2 separate regions of the Homo sapiens genome follow, and region 2 is linked to region 1. Evidence: read pairs that join two places in POLR2A ChIA-PET (ENCODE). Cell type or tissue: PC-3. All regions are shown on one strand. Each heading gives the region's core, and the rest is flanking DNA. Links, peaks and the distances in the headings are about the cores only. Region 1 has its middle 300 kb from the start of ARRDC3. Region 2 has its middle 100 kb from the start of ARRDC3.

Region 1 (5,392 bases), core at 235-5,234:
TGATTACTTTCTGTAGTTCGACCTTCCTATGCTAGATATTTAAATTTTGTTTGCTTTCTTTAGAGGAAACACTTAAACACTTAGCTTATCTAAGGTGCAATGACCTGAATAATAGAAGCAGAGAAAACTGCTAATTTATAAATTTTAAATGGACAAACCTTGTAAATGGATTATGGAAGTTTAAACATAACAAATCAGCTGTAATCATGTAGTTAATGAACTTCCACAATTTAACTGTGAACTTTTCAAATGTTGGGTTATATTTATATTCAATGTCAAGTACATACAAGCCCAGGGTACAAAAGAAACCATTTAAAGACCTTCATAATTTTTGGAGGCTCCTAAGATTTCCGCTGAATTTATAAAATTTTCTGTGAACGAGTCTAGTAATCAAACTTGTCTTAATCTATTTCATTTAAATTTTTATTAAGAACCTGACTTCCTACTACAGAATAAGCTTTTTAAAGGCAGAGATTTGTGCTTTGATATTCATTTCTCTTTCTACTGTTAGGAGTTACACATAGGGTAGTCAATAAATGTCCAGTAAATCAAACTATGTAGTGCCTCGAACCAAACTACTATTTTTCAATATGATTACTACAGAGAACATATGGAGCATGAACTCTGCCCTAAAAATTCTCATCAGCTCTCTCATCATTACCTGTTAAAGCATTTTATCATAGTCTGAATCCTTTATGTTAGAGGTTGGCTGAGGCCTGGAATAAAGAATGAAAATGTGACAAATGGCCACTTATTGGTCATTAACTATCATGATTAGAGCAGCCTGCTTCTCAGAGTGAGGGTCAGCATTAAGAAATGAAACCATCCTTTAGAATATCCTCTTGATAGGAATGAAGCTGTTCATTATCTGATCATTAGGGTCCATGCCAAATAAAACACATTCCTCACACAACCCAAGTCCTAATTGTTCATTTAGTCATTGGCTTAAATGGGAAGCAATGAAAAAAGCCAGTAACTAAGCAACTGTACAATCTTAAGATCTCCATCTAAAAGCCTGGTGATATTTAAAACTAACGATATAGCTCAGGATAAATAACTATTGAGTCTAATTTTGAGAGATTATAAATGACACCCAGTGACATATGGAAACTATAAGTTACTGGTTAAGCTAAAAATTGTAGTAATTTTTAGCGTGCTATCTTACCTCATTACTGAAATAATACATATCAAAGAACTAGCTTCAAATACTTGAAAAAACAGTCTATCAACAAAATTACACTGGCATAAACTAAAGAATTGTCATACATAAGAATGATGAATACGGAAAGAAGAAAAACAGTAAAGGAAGTTGAAGACCTAAGTGATGGTTAATCTAGAAATAACATGGAAATTGGCAAAAACAGTGACAACAGTGACAAATATCTTGATACTAGCAAGAAGATATGACAAGACTCCTTATTAGGCATTTGAGAATTCTGAGTTCTCATTAAATTTTTATGTTACTTTGTGACCTTGGAAATATCAGCTAAGCCACATGAGCCTCAGTTTCCTCAATGATAAGAAGTGACTATTGCTTCCCCTGTTACCTTATTAGGTGATTAAGAGAAATTAAGAAGCTGCTTTAGAACTGTAGAACTATTATTAGAAACAGATAGTCCAGGAGGAGATATGATAACTTCATTCCTACCCTTGGCTCAGTTTCTTGCACTAATGTCAGGAGGATAAGACATATCTGTTAGAAGGATTTGTATTTAAAAAAAAATCTTCATATGTTCTTTGGTTCCCTGGCTTTGCTTGTTTAGGTTGTGTGCCCTAGAGCCTGAACCATTTGTTCTCAAAAGTACCCTAGTTTCAAAGTTACCCTTTTAAAATTTCCTTTTCCTCTTCTTTCTGTTAAGCTGTCCTCCTCCTTCTTGAAGGTTATCTGTTGATCTTCAGAGTTAGAAGGATCCAGATGGGACCCAGGAGTTTAAAAAAAAAAAAAAAAGGAAGTAAAAGGCTTAAGGTTTTATTAAGAGTTTCCAGTAATGATGAAAGAGGGCCTTAGTCTCTTTTAAGTTATTGTCTAGTCCTGTTCACAAAGGTAGAAATGAGGTCATAAATCTAAAAACAAACCACATCCAAAAATAACAAATGCATACTTTGTTTTTAGATCTTTCCAAAATCTGACGGCAGAGGAAGAAGAACACAAAGGTAATGGAATCCTAGTGGTCAAGACACCGCTATCTAGTCTCAAGATATGTGAGTTACTGACTCATTCCAGGGGCCCACAGAGCATTTAACAAACCTGGGTCAATGAGGAGTGTTGGATAAGGGCATAAATCAGGGTATTGGAACCAGATCATGCAGGCTAGAATTGGAGGGAAGAGAAGGAGAAGGAAAATCAAGGAGGTGGTTAAATTGAAAGATGTTTTGGAGCTAGTTGTCAAGAAGGATATCACTGAGCATTTTAAAGCATGGGCATGAATCAAAAATTGACAGAAAGGCAAAAATAAGGATCCAAAATATTAAAGAGAGAGGAAAAGAGCTGCTCAAAGTCTATGACAAATAAAAGAACAGATGATCCTCATTTAAATAATTTTAAAAACAGGGAAGAGAATAGTTAAGAGGCTCCCAGAAGCAGCCAGGGCCAACCTCATAGGCCTTGACCTGTGCAACCACAAATGACCCCTCGCTTAGAAAGGCTCCATGCTTGATTTCATCCTCTCCTGTTACCACCTTGAAATTCTTCATTTTTTAATGGACTCCATTTTTGTTTTTCAGTGGGCCTACAAATTATGCAGCCGGCCCTTCAAGGAGTCTTTGTTTTGGGGTATTCTTCCGTCACACATGTAAAACCCCTAAAAAGCTTAGAGCTTCTTTCTGGGTGTTACAATATCAATTTACCACATGCTTATGGAAGTGAGTAAATTCTCTTAATAGGGAGCAGATATAGAATTTGGCAACAAAAATGGGCAACAGAAAATGGAGAAATAATATCAAGAAGAAAACCGTTTTAAAAAGTATCTTGATATTTTTCAAAGCAATTTCCTCCCTCTATAAACTGTCAGTGCACTACTTTTTTTAATTTTTAATTTTTGTGGGTACATAGTAGGTGTATATTTTTACAGGGTATGTGAGATATTTTGATGCAGGCATGAAATGTGTAGTGATTACATCAAGGAAAATGGAGCATCTATCCCTCAAGCATTTATCCCTTGTGTTACAAGCAATCGAGTTACAATCTTTAGTTATTTTAAAATGTACAGTTAAATTACTTTGACTATAGTCCCTCTGTTGTGCTATCAAATACTAGGTATTATTCATTCTTTCAACTATTTTTTTAATCCTTCCACACCACTCCCTGTCCCCCACCCCCTTCTCAGCCTCTGGTAACCATCCTTCTACTTTCTAGATCACTGCACTTCTTTTCACAAATATCCCAAGATACAATGAATAGGTTAAGTGCATTTTTAAAATATTCTTTTTTTCTAATTAAAACAAAAAACTTCCCAGACACAATAATTATGCCATATTTGCATTGATTAAGCATTTTTAAACAGTTCTTATTTTATCAATAAAACAATTAATTTGAAGGATATGAAGAGGTGCAGTTTTTCTTATGACTTATAAACCATTTGTCAGGGAAGGGAATTTTATGGATTTATTTTTACTCTTCTTTTTACCATTTATGGCAACTGTAAAAAACTAATCGATTGTGAAAATAATTACATCTCCATTTTAAGATGCCAGACTAAAGCAGATGATTTAAAGAAAAGTTTGTTGTATTGTTCAGAGATACAGCATAAAATACTGTTTTTTATAGTGTCAGTAAAGATTTTTTTTCTAGCTAACTGCATTTCTCCATTAATCAGCAATTTTGCCTCTGGTGGCATGAAAAGAGTTATTTTCTACCACAGTAAGACTTCAGAGAGTCAAAACGCTCATCTCTTTTAAAGTGAATATTCCCCAGTATTTATTTCCATCCAGACTAGTTTATTTCAGGAACCCATCTAATGGCATGGTTTAAATAACCTACCAAAATTACAGCTAAGACATAAAAACACCAATCCTATCGGCCAGCCAAAATTCCAGTGTGGTTCCTCAGAAGTTGAATGACTTTTTTTGGGCTATTCTGCAAACCTCAAGAAGCAGATCTGATGTGAACTTGACTGGTGGTGTTGCCATGCATCTAGCAGAGCATGACCTTCAATCAAGGATGCAGCAAAAGCTGCGATAATGAAGCATGTATCGAAACAGTCCTATTGACTTGCAGTAGATTTTTTGGACATTATCTAAGCTTTAGGGGAGTAAGGGATCAAACACTGAATGAAATTTTAATAAGTGCTGCTTTTACAAGAAGAATAGAAAACAAGGTTATTTCCTGATTTGTTTAAATTTTTTAAATCTAGGGTAAAGAAAAATAGACTAGGCAAATTTACCCAGATCATAGGAATAAAGGAATGGTTACAAAAGGAAATGTTAACTTGAATCTTTCCTGAATATTCTTAAAAATAAAAATATGTTACCTTTAAGACAATATAGTGTCTATCTCTCTCTCTCTATATATATATATATTTATATATTAAATATTTATATACATAATATATATTAAATATTTATACACATAATATATATTTATATATTAAATATTTATATACATATATATTTATATACAAATAACTTTATATAATATATAATTTTATATAACTATAAATATATATATAATTTATATATATAATTTTTTGCTAATAGGAGCCAGTGGGATCCAAAGAAAGAAATAGACAGTGCACCCAATGTGTTGAAGTTTCCTAAATAACATTTTGTTAATTTGGGATTTATGCCATAATCCTCAAGTTTTACCCTTAAAACAGAGATTTTATTAAAGTCTTACAGCAAAATTATAATTCTCAGAAAATCTTACACGCCATCTCTGTCCATTTCATGACAACATGACAACATATAAATACATGCTTGCCTATGAAATACAGAAGTGTTCACTATATGTTCTGAATGGGGCAGAAAGACAGGAGAGTTCTTACATCTGCGGAAGAAACTCAGGGAAAGATCCAGACAGGCCATGGCTGGTACTATCTGCTCACTGAGAAACAAAAACATAGAAAAAGAGGCACAGCTTGAAGGTGACTTTTAGTGTTTCACCATTGTAATGTTTCTTTTCATAATGTGTTAATAACTATAAGTTGAACATCTCCACTTGGAAAAAAAATGGTTGAAAAAATGCTACTTTTAGAGAGTATGCCTCAGGAAATAAATTGCTCTTCCAGTTTCTCTAATGTCTCTATTTCTGCCTCAGTCTTTGAAGGTCCATAGTGTAGTTGGAACAACAAACATACATCACAATAACATTCCCAAACAACATTAATCCAAGGCTTGATAATATAGCAGAAACTCATTCCAAAGGATGAGCTAATTCAGAAAGTATTTAATCAAG
Region 2 (5,392 bases), core at 139-5,138, 200 kb after region 1:
TTAACTGAGCCACTCATCCAAGATAGCAATTAATGCTGGCTCCTGGTGGGAAGCCCAGTTGCAGCATTCAACTGGAATACCTACAAGTGGCCTCTCTTTGTGGCTGGAGCTTCTCACAGCAACAGCAACTTTCTGAATGGAAATGTCTCATAAGTAAGCATTGCAACAAACAAGACAGGATCTGTGTAGCTTCTTATCACCTATCCTCAGACATCCCATAACATAATTTTCACCACATTTTATTGGTCAAGAAAGTCACTGAGGTCAGCCCAGATTCAAGAAGAGGGAAATTAAAAATCCTCTTCTTGACATAAGTAGAAGCATGTCTATATAAAAAGGAACAGAATTCATAGGGACATTCTTTTACTATCAGTTTGCCTTTTGGCCACCAAAATTTGTGCCTGTACCACTCACTCTTTCAAGATTCTCAATATTCTCATCCCACTATGGCATCAGGCTCAGGTTTGAGGTTCAAGATCTTGTTATTTAAACTGGGTCCAAGTGCAGATGTGCCATGTTTCTTCAGGTTCAAATCTTGCAAGTACAGTTTCTGTAAATCTGAAGACTTGTTAACTTAAGAGACAAATTATCTGCCACATACACATATCACACAATAGTGAAAAGGCATAGGATGACTGAAATAGATTCTCTCTTTCACAAAGAGACAAAATGGTAGGTACATAGCAGGTCCACAGACGTTCTGAAATCTATTTGGGCATGTGTCACTGGTTCCCTAATTATGGCACAGTCCTATTTCCTGGGAGTGATTCTCTGTAGCTTTTGACTGCTCCTCCTGGGATCTTGATTCTGCCCTCTGAGTCATCCCTCTTTCTTCATGAGAATAGTCATCTTTGCAAATAAGCAGGGTTTTTTTTTAACTTGTCTCCTGCGAGTTAGGAATACAAAGAATTTCCTTTTCATTTTGTATCATCTCATCCCTTTAAGTCAAACTTTGTGTAACTCCTTTAGAAGCTTTGTGGGCCTCCTGTGTGTCAAATTATAATCCACTCCACTCAACAAAATTCACACCCCAATTTCTTTCTAAAAATACTTGGCCCAAGCATCAAAGTCCATGGACTTTAGGGTACTTAGAAGCCTTTTTTCTAGTTTAAAATATCTAAGAGTCACACTCTTAAGATCTTTAGGGGACCTATTTTCTATCAGAAAGGGCATGCATTAATATTTTTGGAAGCCCTAAGCACACCCTTAAACTTTTCTTAGGTCACAACAAACGTCTTACAGGCAAACCCTTGAGGTTTTAATCTGAGACTATGCCTTATTGATAGCATGCTGGATCTGATCATTATTCATTTTTCTGGTGTCATCACTGATTTTGAAAATCTTTTGTTGGGAGAGGCTAAAGATGAGAAACATTTTTTTTAACACAGAAAGTCCCAGCTTCTTCATGTTTCCTCTAATTTTGCTTAACAACTATTCCTTAAATTTATCTAAAGTCTTTTTAAACACAGTTTTTAAATTTCATTCTGAAAGGTCAAAATGCAAACATTTTCATTTGGAAAATTCTATAATCAAGAACTAATGCTAATCTTTTGGAAGACAGTACAAACAAGTAAGAGAACAGTGTATGAATTTCACTGCCTATTCTTTCTGGTAATTGGTCTGTAGCTACAACAATTGTGTCCTAATTTCAAGACACACCAAGGACACTGGCTAATAAATACTTTTCTCAAAAAAAACATTAATCTATCTATGTCTTTATCTCTCTAGAAGAAACATCCCCATGACTTTCAGATCTGGCTGCACTGTCATGGTTGTAAAGCTTCTCCCATTGCTGGTTATTCTCCCCTCTCACAAGGCCACATCCCTCGCTGATGAAGACAATATGCTACATTTGCCCCTACCAATATGAAGTACAGCAGCACTCTCACCTCTCTGTGATGTATTTTTAAATCAGTTAAAAATTATACCAGCATTTTTTGCAGCTGCCTCATTACCTAATTTCTGTGAGGAAGGCTGCTCCGATTGTGCTCTCCTAGTATGCCTCATCATGTTGACTTATTAGTTATCTTTCCGTAAACAATTCTTTAATATTATCTTATTACATTCAAAGTTTATGTCAAAATACTTAATTAGAAGAACAGACAGCTATTTGATGACTCTAAGAGGGAACCTGCCAAAGTCATTTTTCCTCAATCCCAAAATATATGAATCAGAACATCCTGATGTGTAACATATTTATTCTAACTGCTTAAATTAAAAGTTGCTCAGAAGAAGTGTTTTTATACTTACCAATTTAATTAACATTTACATGACTGTGAGAAGCATCTTTTATACCAATGTTTAATTCACACATCAGTAAGCACTAATGACAAGTGTATTACCATATCATCTTCTAGCAGTTAGGTATATCAGTGACATGCATCATAAAATTAAATAGTTAACTAATATTCAAAAGTGCTGCAATAAGAAATTATTGTTGTAATTACCAATGTTGAAAGTAAAGAATTTTAATCAAATCACTTTCTTGGGTTCCCATATTTTCAATTAAAAATTACTTTGAGAAATCACAGAGAAGCCTGCTGTTTTCAATGTCGAATGCTTGTCTAATTAATCCATTTTTACTAACATTAATAACTATTACACTCAGCACTTAAAAAATCAGTATAAATATATTCTCTCTTGTTTTTTTAACCTTCACCTCACTCTTTGCCAGCTATGTTTCTTACTGATATTTGGCAACAGGGAAGAGTGTTTACTTTGCTTGGATAAAATAATTGTCATTCCTAGTGTCCAGGAAATAGCCTCATGACTAGACACAGTAGATATTTGAAGAGACTTCCAATTCCCTCTCCTTCTTAAGTTTGTGGCTTTTAACCAATTCTGAAAGATGCCATCAGTTTTTTATGATGGTATCTCATAGTACAAGCTCATACAAATTCTGCTTTCTTTCAGTCCCTTATTTATTTGATAATATAAATTTCCTCTTGGCCTCCTGTTGAAATTGGATTTTCAGAAGAAATTGTTATCTTTCAATGGTACTTTATAATTTTTGGGCTGCATTTATATTCTCTGGTATTTGCTAAAGGTGATTATTCAATTATTACATGAATGTTAAATCAATATGCACTTAACTAACCAAGATGATAAAGAACCCTTACTCAATGTTACCTCAAAATAGTATAATGGTAAAATAGAAAGAGAAAAAATAGAAAGAGAACTGGACTAGAAATCAGAAGAACTGAGATTGAATTCTGATGCTCCCACTTATTTTATTAGCTGCAGAATCTTGTACACATTACTTAAACTCTCAGCCTCAGCTTCTTTTTTTTTTTTTGAGACGGAGTCTTGCTCTGTCACCCAGGCTGGAGTGCAATGGCGCCATCTTGGCTCACTGCAACTACTGCCTCCCGGGCTCAAGCGATTCTCCTGCCTCAGCCTCCCGAGTAGCTAGGATTTTAGGCGCATGCCACCACACCCAGCTAATTTTTATATTTTTAGTAGAGATGGGGTTTCACTATGTTGGCCAGGCTGGTCTTGAACTCCTGACCTCAGGTGATTCACGTGCCTTGGTCTCCCAAAGTGCTGGGATTACAGGCATGAGCCACTGCACCCAGTCCAGCCTCAGTTTATTTACAAAATGGCGGTGAGTATTTATAATAGAGTGATTTGAGGATTTGAAGAAATAATATATTTAAATGAACCTTTAAAATAGCTCACTCTAAGATCTTAATAATGTTATCTTGATGGTAAATGGTATAATTACTATGAAATCAAAAAATAACACATAGAGAATTCCACAATAAATACCTCTTTTAAAGTGTGCAATTAATTTTTTGCTTATAAGCCTAAGTCTTTGCAAATACAATTGGTTTTTAAAAAGTCATATTATTTCTGAGGTTTTCTTTTATGAAAACTTATCTCCTTCTGATATATTTCAAACAAATGTATGCTATACTTACAAATTCTCTCATAATCTTTCTTACACAAATTTTTGGAATAAGGGAAAGAGTGGGAAGAGCTGATGGCCCTAGTATTATAAGGAGAGAAAAATGGATCGTTACAAGCTCTTTGCTTTATGGTACAAGAAGCTTCCTGCATGCAGAGGCAAGGTCTGACCTATATACAGACAAAATTTTAGTGATGTTGAATTTTTGCAATGTTCTCTGGTGATTGCAAAAACTCATAGTATCTAGCCCGCCAAAAAAGTATGACTAGGGAAAGGATTTTACAACATAAGGAAGGTATCCAACCAGTAAGAGAGCTTAGGAAAAGCAACAGACTGTAGGAACTGATATACGCTCTATGACTTGTTACATCGGCCAAGTAAACTCCACAATATAGTATTAAATGGTGTGTTATTAGTTGGAACTTGCCATCAAAGTAGACCATAAGTAGTCCAGGACTATGGTATTTCAAGACCTCTGTTGTAAAGTGGAAATCCCATGAAAATCCTGGCCTGGAACTATCTGGTCAGCCTAGCACAAAGGACTCTTTCTCTGACTTGTTTCAAAATGGACATATAGAAGTCCTTCAGAAAAGTTCTCCAACTTTGGGCTGCAAAGTGAGGGTGAATGAAGCTGCCACAGTTACCTCTAAGATGTTAAGACAGACCATTAAATCACTTATACAACAAATATATACTACGTGTCTGGTGCATTCTAGATCCTATAGTTGAATCAATGAACATAACAAAACCTGTTACCTAATACAGTGGCAGTTCTACTAGAAAGGACAGGTAGTAAGCAAGTAAAAATATAAATGCAAATTACATTATCAGGTAATGAGAAGTGCCATCACAAAAATTTAAGCAAGTGGGGTAAATAACAGTTTTGGAAAAGCAAGAGGGGTGACTCCCTTGAGGTAACATTTGCATAGCCAAGAAATGAAATGAAAAGATAAACAAAAATCTGGGGGAAGAGGGCTCAGGGCAAAAGGAAAAAGCAGAGAAACTCTTAGGCCAAATAAGCTTGGCATGTTCCTGAACACAGCAAAGTCAGGGTATCTAGAGCAACATGAACAAAGGGTAAGGTTAGAGAAGACAAGCTCAATGAGAGACCTCATGGGCCACTGTGAGAGCTCTGGCTTTTACCATGAGTGAAGGAGGAACCATTGGGTTGTGTTGGGGTAGGAGTGGCATGGTTGACTCTGCCTGTCACTCAGGAAAGAGATAAAAGCAGCAGCTCAACTTTTTAATCTCACAGGCACTTTACACCTAAAACTTACTGAGGACTCCAAAGAGATTTTCTTTAACAGGGTTATATGTATAAATATTTACTGTATCTCAGTCTATTTAGTAAGAATGTTTTTAAATGTCTGTTAATTCATTTTAAAGTAATAATGACCCATTACAAAATAAGATAAATAACATATTTTTTAAATAAGCATATTTTCAAGCCAAAAAAATACTTGATAGAAGAGTAGCACTGCTTTA

Evidence for each region. ChIA-PET counts read pairs that join two places held together with the same protein. Peaks named below come from ENCODE experiments on the same cell type or tissue, not always from the same donor. Only the 100,000 strongest peaks of a DNase experiment are listed, where the experiment ranks them.
Region 2: POLR2A ChIA-PET joins it to region 1 with 5 read pairs; 2 of 35 experiments call an interaction of 5 or more read pairs at or near these places.

Annotation. Positions count from the first base shown.
Region 1 is chr5:91,680,179-91,685,570 of GRCh38, reverse strand. No RefSeq gene overlaps it. Among named protein-coding and RNA genes, the nearest start is that of ARRDC3, 300 kb to the right of the region's middle. In PC-3, for the core only: no CTCF peak of the experiment used is centred there; no DNase peak of the experiment used is centred there.
Region 2 is chr5:91,482,244-91,487,635 of GRCh38, reverse strand. No RefSeq gene overlaps it. Among named protein-coding and RNA genes, the nearest start is that of ARRDC3, 100 kb to the right of the region's middle. RefSeq lists an enhancer at 1-295. In PC-3, for the core only: no CTCF peak of the experiment used is centred there; DNase peaks (open chromatin) are centred at 815 and 2,765; H3K27ac peaks cover 374 bases.